Linked DNA regions of Homo sapiens: all the other regions are linked to region 1. The links are chromatin contacts, found by Hi-C or POLR2A ChIA-PET in ENCODE. All regions are on one chromosome and are shown on one strand. Each heading gives the region's core, a stretch centred on a gene start or an enhancer-like site at or near the end of the contact. The rest is flanking DNA. Distances are from core to core; before and after follow the strand shown. Region 1 holds the start of MIB1 (MIB E3 ubiquitin protein ligase 1). Region 2 overlaps RBBP8-AS1 (RBBP8 antisense RNA 1). Region 3 overlaps CABLES1 (Cdk5 and Abl enzyme substrate 1).

Evidence for each region. A loop is a pair of places that touch in the nucleus more often than their neighbours do. ChIA-PET counts read pairs that join two places held with the same protein, here RNA polymerase II (POLR2A). Pooled maps may share reads with other maps.
Region 2: a pooled map shows a loop between it and region 1 (2.1-fold over the local background). The contact joins the enhancer-like site here to the promoter of MIB1 in region 1. A Hi-C loop is called at or near these places in 1 of 50 pooled maps. POLR2A ChIA-PET finds 5 or more read pairs at or near these places in 2 of 52 experiments (A549 and BJ).
Region 3: a map with no recorded cell type shows a loop between it and region 1 (22-fold over the local background). The contact joins the enhancer-like site here to the promoter of MIB1 in region 1. A Hi-C loop is called at or near these places in 1 of 37 single-sample maps with no recorded cell type and 8 of 50 pooled maps. POLR2A ChIA-PET finds 5 or more read pairs at or near these places in 1 of 52 experiments (OCI-LY7).

What each region holds. Positions count from the first base shown.
Region 1 is chr18:21,739,495-21,742,194 of GRCh38, reverse strand. It overlaps MIB1 (MIB E3 ubiquitin protein ligase 1), which reads right to left and starts at 1,403. Exons shown (of 21, transcript NM_020774.4): 1 at 383-1,403. The coding sequence starts at 611. RefSeq lists silencers at 407-456, 577-1,206, 1,397-1,616.
Region 2 is chr18:22,830,497-22,833,196 of GRCh38, reverse strand. All of the region lies in intron 2 of RBBP8-AS1 (RBBP8 antisense RNA 1), which reads left to right. The region is part of intron 1 of LOC124904263 (a long non-coding RNA gene); the gene reads right to left. Among named protein-coding and RNA genes, the nearest start is that of RBBP8, 100 kb to the left of the region's middle. Within about 2 kb of position 1,401, at least 2 of the 41 ENCODE cell types and tissues checked have a DNase peak (open chromatin) inside an H3K27ac peak, as active enhancers do.
Region 3 is chr18:23,230,716-23,233,415 of GRCh38, reverse strand. The region is part of intron 4 of CABLES1 (Cdk5 and Abl enzyme substrate 1); the gene reads right to left. Among named protein-coding and RNA genes, the nearest start is that of CABLES1, 97 kb to the right of the region's middle. RefSeq lists enhancers at 1,346-1,395, 1,516-1,675. Within about 2 kb of position 1,440, at least 22 of the 41 ENCODE cell types and tissues checked have a DNase peak (open chromatin) inside an H3K27ac peak, as active enhancers do; they include OCI-LY7, where a contact is called at or near this core.

The sequences.
Region 1 (2,700 bases), core at 154-2,653:
CCTTCAGACAGTTATCACTTGGTGGCTGATTAATTTCAATGGCTTATTAGATAGGCCTCTCCAGACCCCTTCCCAAGAGGAGGAGTCGGGTTGGGGGACCTGTGTCTGTTCTCTTCCCGGTGCTTTGTGTCTTCCAGGCTTGAAAGCATCCCGGTGATGGTGCTGCCATCATTTCCCTTGGGGGTAGAGGGTCTTTTCTGAAAGTGTTTGTTCACCCGTTCGGAACCTAGAATTCCTTTGGCGCTTTGCCTTTCCGCTCGCTCCAGCCGGGCGCTGCCCACCAGGTGTCCCACTGCAGACCTCTCCCCGCGACACCGACGCCCACCGCAGCTCGCCCCTTCCCCCCGCGCGCGCAAGCCCTGGCCAGGTGGCCGCGGCTTACCGGTGGGCGCGCTGTCCAGGATGCGGAGGTCGTAAGCCCCGGAGCAGCGGTAGTTGGCAGCTGTGCCGTTGTCCCACACTACCACCACCTCCTCGGGGCTCTCGAAGCTCCGGACGGTGCCCACATGGCCCTCGCCGCCGTCCTGCTTCCCCCACTTCCAGTCCGGGCCGCGCACTACCCGAGCGCCAACCCCTTCCACCATCACCCGGTTATTCCGGGAGTTACTCATCGGGGCCCGGGCGGTGGGCTCCGCCGCTGCCGCCGCCGCCGCCGCCGCTGCCGCCGGGGGGCCCGTGAGGGAGTTGGGCCCGGGCCGGACTCTAGGCGTCGGCGGGGGCGGCAGCGAGCCCCGGGGGACGTGAGAATAACTCACGGGGGCGGCGGCGCGGTCCCCGCGGAGCCCAAAGCCGCTGCCCAGCTGTCGCCGCCGCGCCCCCCGCTCGGAGTGGAGGGCGGCCCGCGGCTGCTCGGAGGCGGCGGCGGAGAGCGGGCAGAGGGGAGGGGGCCGTGGGCGGGGACTCTCCCGCTTCCTCCGGGCTCCCCGGCCAGGCTACAGCGACGGCCGCAAGGAAACCACGCTCTCCCCCGGCCGGCAGCGCGAGGAGCGCAGGGGGCCGGGGGAGGCTAGCCCGAGGGGGGCGGCGGGGAGCAAGCTTAACTGCCGGCCTTTCTGCCACCCCGGCCCCTCGCTCGGGGGCGGGCACCCAAGCGCCGGCGCCGCCTCCTCCCCCGTGGGCAGCGGTGGTACCTCCCGGCGTCCGGCGAGCGCCCGGGCCCTCAGGCCCCCTTCTCTCTGCCCCCGCACCAGCCGCCGCGCTCCGCCCCGCCACAGAGTCCCAGCCGGGCGAGAGCGACTCCACATCCGGGTACCGCCGTACCCAAGGCCGGAGCGGCACCTTCTCAGAGTGTCTAGGAGGGGGATCCTCGGCAATAATAGAGTGGGAAGGCTTCCAGAGAGCCGCGCGATCGCGGGAAGAAAGGAGGAGAAAACTGATCCCTAAGCGTCTCTCCAGGGTCCAAGGAGAGTGCGCATGCGCGCGGTCTAGAAAAAGGGCGGACGGTTGCCCAACCCCAGCCCCGGGCGATGGAGGGGCGGGCCCAGGGGCGGATCCCTGGAGTTGCCGCCCGGTGGTGCCGCGCGCCCAATGAGCTATGAGGAAAGCGGTTAGGCCGTCCTGGAGGCGGGGCTGGAGAAAGTGAGGGTGGGGAAGCTACCCGGGCTGCTGGAGCTGTGCGGCTGTGATGTGGCCAGTTTTTCACTAACTGCTAGTTTTCCTAGGCGAACTAAATGTGAATTAGGGATTCCATATTCTTTTAGTCTTCTTTTTTAACGAAGGTAGAAATACATTCACAAATTCAGGGCGATCTGTATTTGTGTGTAAATTGAAAACATTTCAAACCAGACAGAGCAGGTTAGTAGTGTGTTTTTAAGCTGAACAGCATGGTATGGAATGTTGTGAGCAACGGTAAAGACTTTTAGAAGGTGTGTCTTGACTTTATGCAGAATTAGGGTGATAGGCAGACTCCAAACTTTGCTCATTAATAATTGCCTCCACTCACGAAAAAATTCAGTCCCTAATTACAAAATACAACCTTCAAAGGAAGATTCGAAGACTGTAAGAGAAGTTTCTGGTTGCCGTTATTCAAATGACATTATGCTGCATAGGGTTTAAAACCAGTGTTTCCACAGGCCAGCACTGTTGGCACCGTTAGCATGCATTGTTAGCATAAACTGTTGCTTTTCCTGATAGTCAAAGGAGGGAAATGCTAACAGAATGGATAATCAAGGGAAAAGACAAGAAAACGGACGTAAAATGTACCCAAGGAATTACTATGTACTGAAATAAAATTTTTTTTGTTTGGTTTTTTTTGTTGTTGTTTTTTTTTTTGCTTTGTTTTTGAGACAGGGTCTCACTGTCAGCCAGGCCGGAGTGCAGTGGCGCCATCTCCGTTCCCCGCAACCTCCGCCTCCTGGGTTCAAGGGGTCCGCCCACCTCAGCCTTCTGAGTAGCTGGGACCTCAGGAACGCACAACCACGCCCAGCTAATTTTTTGTATTTTTGGCAGAGATGAGCGGGGGGGCAGTGGGGAGCTTCTTGGGGGATATATCTCACTATTTTCCCTGGCCGGACTGGTCTCGAACTCCTGAGCTCAAGCAATCCTCCCACCTCAGCCTCCCAAAGTGTTTATCCCAGGGATAAAGCCAACTTGATAGTGGTGGATAAGCTTTTTGATGTGCTACTGGCTTCTGTTTGCTAGTATTTTATTGAAGATTTTCGCATCGATGTTCATCAGGGATATTGGCCTGAAATTTTCTTT
Region 2 (2,700 bases), core at 152-2,651, 1.1 Mb before region 1:
ATATACACTTGAAAATCTGACAAACTCTTCACTCTAATAGTTACTAATGAGTGGCTGGGCAAGTGAGAAAATTCTCATTTTCCTCAACCATAACAGAGGAATAATGTTATTATCTGGCCTTAGAATTATTCCAAGGATTTAATGAGGTAATGGACACTATGGGTGTAGCATAATGCCTGTCACATATAAAATGCGACATAACCATTATTATTGTGGTTTTATATTAGATTTACTTCTAAAACCATATTTCCTACTACTGCTGTGACAAATTACCACAAACTTATTGGCTTAAAACAATACAAATTTATTATCTTACAGTTCTGGAGTCAGAAGTCCAAAGGGAGTTCACTGGGTTAAAATAAATATTGTCAGGATTACATTCCTTCTAGAAAGGCATGGAGAATACATTTCCTTGCCTTTTCAGTTTATAGTGGCTGCCCCACAATTTTTGGCTTGTGTTCACCTTTCATCTTTAAAGCCAACGATGGAAGATTTGAGTCCTCACATCCCATCACTCTAATATTGTTTCTACTGTCACATCTTCTTCTCTGATTCTGACTCTCTTGCCTGTCTCTTTCACTTGAAAGGACCTTTGTTATTACATGGGCCCCTTCATATAGTCCAGGATAATCTCCCACCTCAAGGATTCTTAATTAGATCTGCAAAATTTCTTTTGCTCTGTAGGGGAATATATTAACAGGTTCTATATGTGCTTGGTGTGTTAGAAGCAAAGAAAAAGAAAAAAGAAAAAAACAGGTTCTATGGAATAGGATATGGATGTCTTTGTCTACCACATTATTGTATAAAGCCTTCTTGGATATTTCCATTCTTCTTTCCCTGTCATTAAATCACCCATTAAGTAACTATATGCAAAGACAGTCTCTTACAGAAAGGTTACACATGGTCGAAAAAGGAAAAACTCTAGAAGAAAATTCAGATTAGTAAAGAAGAAAGTATCCTGAATTTGGGTTCTAGTCCCAGATTTGTTTGTCAATAGCTGTTTATCTCTGAGAAAATAACTTCCCTTTCTGAATTTCTGTTTTCTTACAGGGGAAAATAACTAAGAAACCTCCTAGATACCTCTGTCTCTATGGTTCGATAAATCTAATATATCTTGCAGTTTGACTAAAGTAAGATATGAAATGTGCTCATTGTAGAGTATCCCGAGCCTCCTGTAGGTCTCTAAGGAGACACAGGTTTTTGGATAAAGGAGACCTCCCCTTGCTCTTGCTACTACCGGAAAAGAACTATGCAAATATAATTATACATGAAGTAATATAACCCAAACATAACAAAAGAGACTATTGGAGGAAGTCCCAGGACTCAGAGAGCAAAGATCAGAAAAGAGACAAAAGGCTGGCACAGGTTCAGTGCTCAGGAGGGATATCTTCTAGCAATGTTCCAAAGGGATACAACCAAGGTGAGGGTAAAAGCCCCAGCATCAAACACTTGCAAAGCCCTCCTCTGAGCTTATGCAATGGAAAAACAGACAGACAGTGACTCAGAGCCTTAGCTGTGTGTGGGAGCCACTGAAATAAACTGTCAAAGGGGAAAGGGGGATTGCAACAGCATCCATCAGTGGTACTATGCAATAATCAAATGAGGTATAGGGTAGAGGCAGTGGTTATAACCAAAAGTATTGTGAGTGATCAAGGAAGTGCTTGCAGGTTACTAATCAGCACGTGGGTCACTGTGCATAAAAGGATATGTGAGAAAATGGTTCCTCTCCTGGGACTTTGTTGGCTGTCCAGGTGCCACACTGAGAAACAGATTTTGTTGTGGCAAAAGGGCCCAAAAAGTCTTCATTCTTGATCTGACCCATCACCTGAGAATTTTCACCATGTTTCTGGCTTAAAGCTGATAGTGGGTAACGGGTTGCATGTTGGAGGAAACAGGGAGCATGCCTGTCACATGCCATAGTAGGGAGCTTAATGAGGAGGTCAAACTCACTTTTTTTCAGAATTCTGTTAAGACTGTGAGGAAATATAGACAAATAGCAATGCAAGGCAATGGATCATCAGAAATGGGACGTTATTTGGCTGGAATAATTTGAATAGCATTGCTGAGGACAAATGTCCCTGTGAAAGGAGAGGAAAATCTTTTACCCTTATGCTAAAGACACAACAGGTTATAGAAAAAGGGTTTGATGTTTAATTCTACTGTAAGATTCCAAAAAATTTTCCTTACCAGCTTTTCGGTTAATTTGAATAGCATTGCTGAGGACAAATGTCCCTGTGAGAGGAGAGGAAAATCTTTTACCCTCATGCTAAAGACACAACAGGTTATAGAAAAAGGGTTTCATGTTTAATTCTACTATAAGATTCCAAAAAATTTTCCTTACCAACTTTTCGGTAAGTATGCCATATATTATGTCAAATTCCCAGTACATGTGAGGATAATAATTTTCTTTCAGGTTGTTCTAACCTTTAGCACATGGGAATTGAATCACTAGATTATATAGGTTATATTGGATAACTAGGTTATATAGCAGGGTAGCAGTGGCAGTAATGCTAGAGGAAGTGGTGGTTGCCCCAAGATTAAGCTCCTAGGGGCAGTTGTACAAGCCATAATGTTTGGTGCTTTTTGGTAGCACCCATGACTACTTCACAAGATGAGTTTGGCAGCATGACTTTTGGGCTTTGTTCTTGACTGTGTAGCTCCAAGCCTTCCTTTCCATACCTCCTTAATACCTCCTTGATT
Region 3 (2,700 bases), core at 191-2,690, 1.5 Mb before region 1:
CAGGACGGTAGGTTGGAGAGTTCATCCAATGTCATTTCTAGTACATCACATTGCCGTGGAGATGCAAGATGGACCTATGCTCAGGTGTAACTGCTCACACCTCAAAGGACCACACCCTTCCCCTACGGTAATTTTTAAAATTTGCCACATATCAGAATTGTACGGGGATCTCTGACAAACTGTTATCTGGCTCCCACCCCCAGGCAGTTGGCATGGGCTGTGACCTGGACACCAGGAGTTTTAAACACTCCCCAGGCGATTCTAAACTGCAGCCATGTTTGGGAATGACCAGGTCTTCATGTTCTGACATCCAGTGCCTGTTAGTCAAAGGCACCTCAGACCCACAGCATACTTGCTGTGTGGCCTGGATGGAGGGACCATATTCAGGGGTCATCTCCTACAACCTATGCAAGAACGAATATAAGGCAGGGGCAAATTGCTCCCAGCCAAAGACAAAGTCATCAGGTAAGAAGAGAGGAGGGAGCCAAGCGAGTGGTGAGAAGAGAAGGGAAAAAAGCTATCCTCCAATATAGAAAAAAAAACAGGGATGCTCTGATTCTGTTGAGCCATCATCCTAGTCTCTGGGCATTACATGAATGAGCCGGCTCCCTTATCCTACCCATAATGTGGAGTCTAATTAACAGAAATGCCCAAGACCTTCTGTGCCCAGTAAGTGCTGCATTTCCACAGCAGGCTTCCTGGGAGGCCATGGTAGTGCCACCCTCAAAACATCTCTGGAGTCCCGTTCAGAATCGACACCAAAGTCATGCAGAAGAAAGCCAACAACCAACTCTGTTCACACCCACAAGACCGTCTGCCCTACTGCTGCAGCTGCTATGCAGGCACCCCAGGGCGATTCTCAAAAGGCTTCTTAAAGCAATTAAGGATGGAGATGATGAATGCACAGGGGCACTGGCATAGGGAAGTGCCTACAAAGCAAAAACGTGAACAAGGCAATGAAGCAAAAATACCTGCGGTGGGCAGGGAGGGAGGGGACTGACCACATGCAGAGCAGGACAAAAACAGCAGTGTCTTCCTTTTCATTCAAGGACCAGCAGCTCAGTTCCATGGGCTTCCTACTTTTCCAAAGCCAAAGCCAGCAAGCATGGTCTTCAAATTCCCAACTCCCAAATAATTTTCTCCTTGTTTCCATTTTGCCAGATGGAGAATGTTACTTAGGGCTGAAATTAAGAGAGAAGTAGGGAATATCTTTTTGGAGTGAGTAGGCCAAGGGAAATAAGGAGAATTCCAATAAGCCCATACTGAGAGGGTTCTCAGATGGAGAGCTGGCTGCAGGCAGGGGCAGTCTCAGTCCATTTTCATATCCTGTCTATACAACGTCTGATATGTAACGAACTATTTACTGAGCTGAGCTAGTGTGGCTCTTTGCTGTCTCGCCGGTACTGGTACATGCAGATGGCATGAAACTTGGGTGATTTTCCACTGTGCCCCTTTTCATCTGTCTTCAATTTGCTCACAGGCTCACTGCTTCCCCGGGGCAGCCTTGTCCTGGCCAGCTGTCTGCCTGCCGCCAAATGTGCACATCACACATCACAGTTAACAGAACCAAACCAGTCGCGCCTCTTCCACACTCCCCTTCTTGGCATTTCCTCCAAAGGAAATGAAGCCCTAACAAAAAAAAAATATAGTCATGTGCTCGTATAAAGTCCAAGATTCTATTCCATGAGATAAAACCCAAACCCATTTAAAGAAACAGGGATTCTTAGAAACAGGGATTCCAGTGGATTGTCCAAGCGTCTCAGCGACACTTGGGACCACAAGAAAGACGGGCAAGGCTCCACCAACCCTACCCACAGAACTGGTCCCTCGAGAAATAACGTGACTCACTGCAGTCACCACTTCCCCCTGGCTTTCTACTTACGTCATTCTACTTTCTAAATTGCTAAGGCTAAGCCGAGTAAGAAAATAAGCAAGAATAGTGGGGCCACCCTCAACTGCTACTGGAGACACGTGAGGCTTGTTACAGACCAGTGCCACGCAACAGAACTTCCTGTGATGACGGAGATGGTCCTTATCTACCGTGTTCCATACGATGGTTACGTGTGGCAACTAAGTGCTTGAAATGTGAACAGTTGACTGAGAAACTGAATTTTTATTTAATTTTAATTAATTTAAATGTAAATTGCCACATGTGGCTAGTGACTACTAAGACCCAGTGCTTCCTTGGCAGGACTTTTGCTACCCTTATTTTATAAGTTCCTATGGCAAGATAATATAGTCATAGATACTCAGTGACATGGATTTGGTCTCCCAGTTTTCTTCCCAAGAGTGGCCTATTTTCTGCCTATTGCCTCTGGGGATGTTTAAATTACAGGCCACTGCAGAGGGAGCAGCAGTGCAAGATTCTCCTAAGTCGGAAGGGAAATGACCATGGGGTCCATGATCAAATGGGACCCATGCCTTGCACCATCAGCACCCCAAGAACAGGGCTCCCAGCCATGATAAAGATTCGTAATTCACATCTGGCACAGAGCAGCAGATCTTTTTGCCTGGAGGGGTCACGGGGCGGGTGTGACAGTTTTGGCAGTGCTAGGGCAACCAAAGGAACAACAACCAGCATGTGTTCCCCAAATCCTAGGCATTACAGTAGGTTCCAGGCCCTTCTTTGCACAATACTGGAGATGGGGAGGGAGGAATGCCCAGTGAAAAGTGAGTCTCAATTTCCCCTCAGCCTTGTAG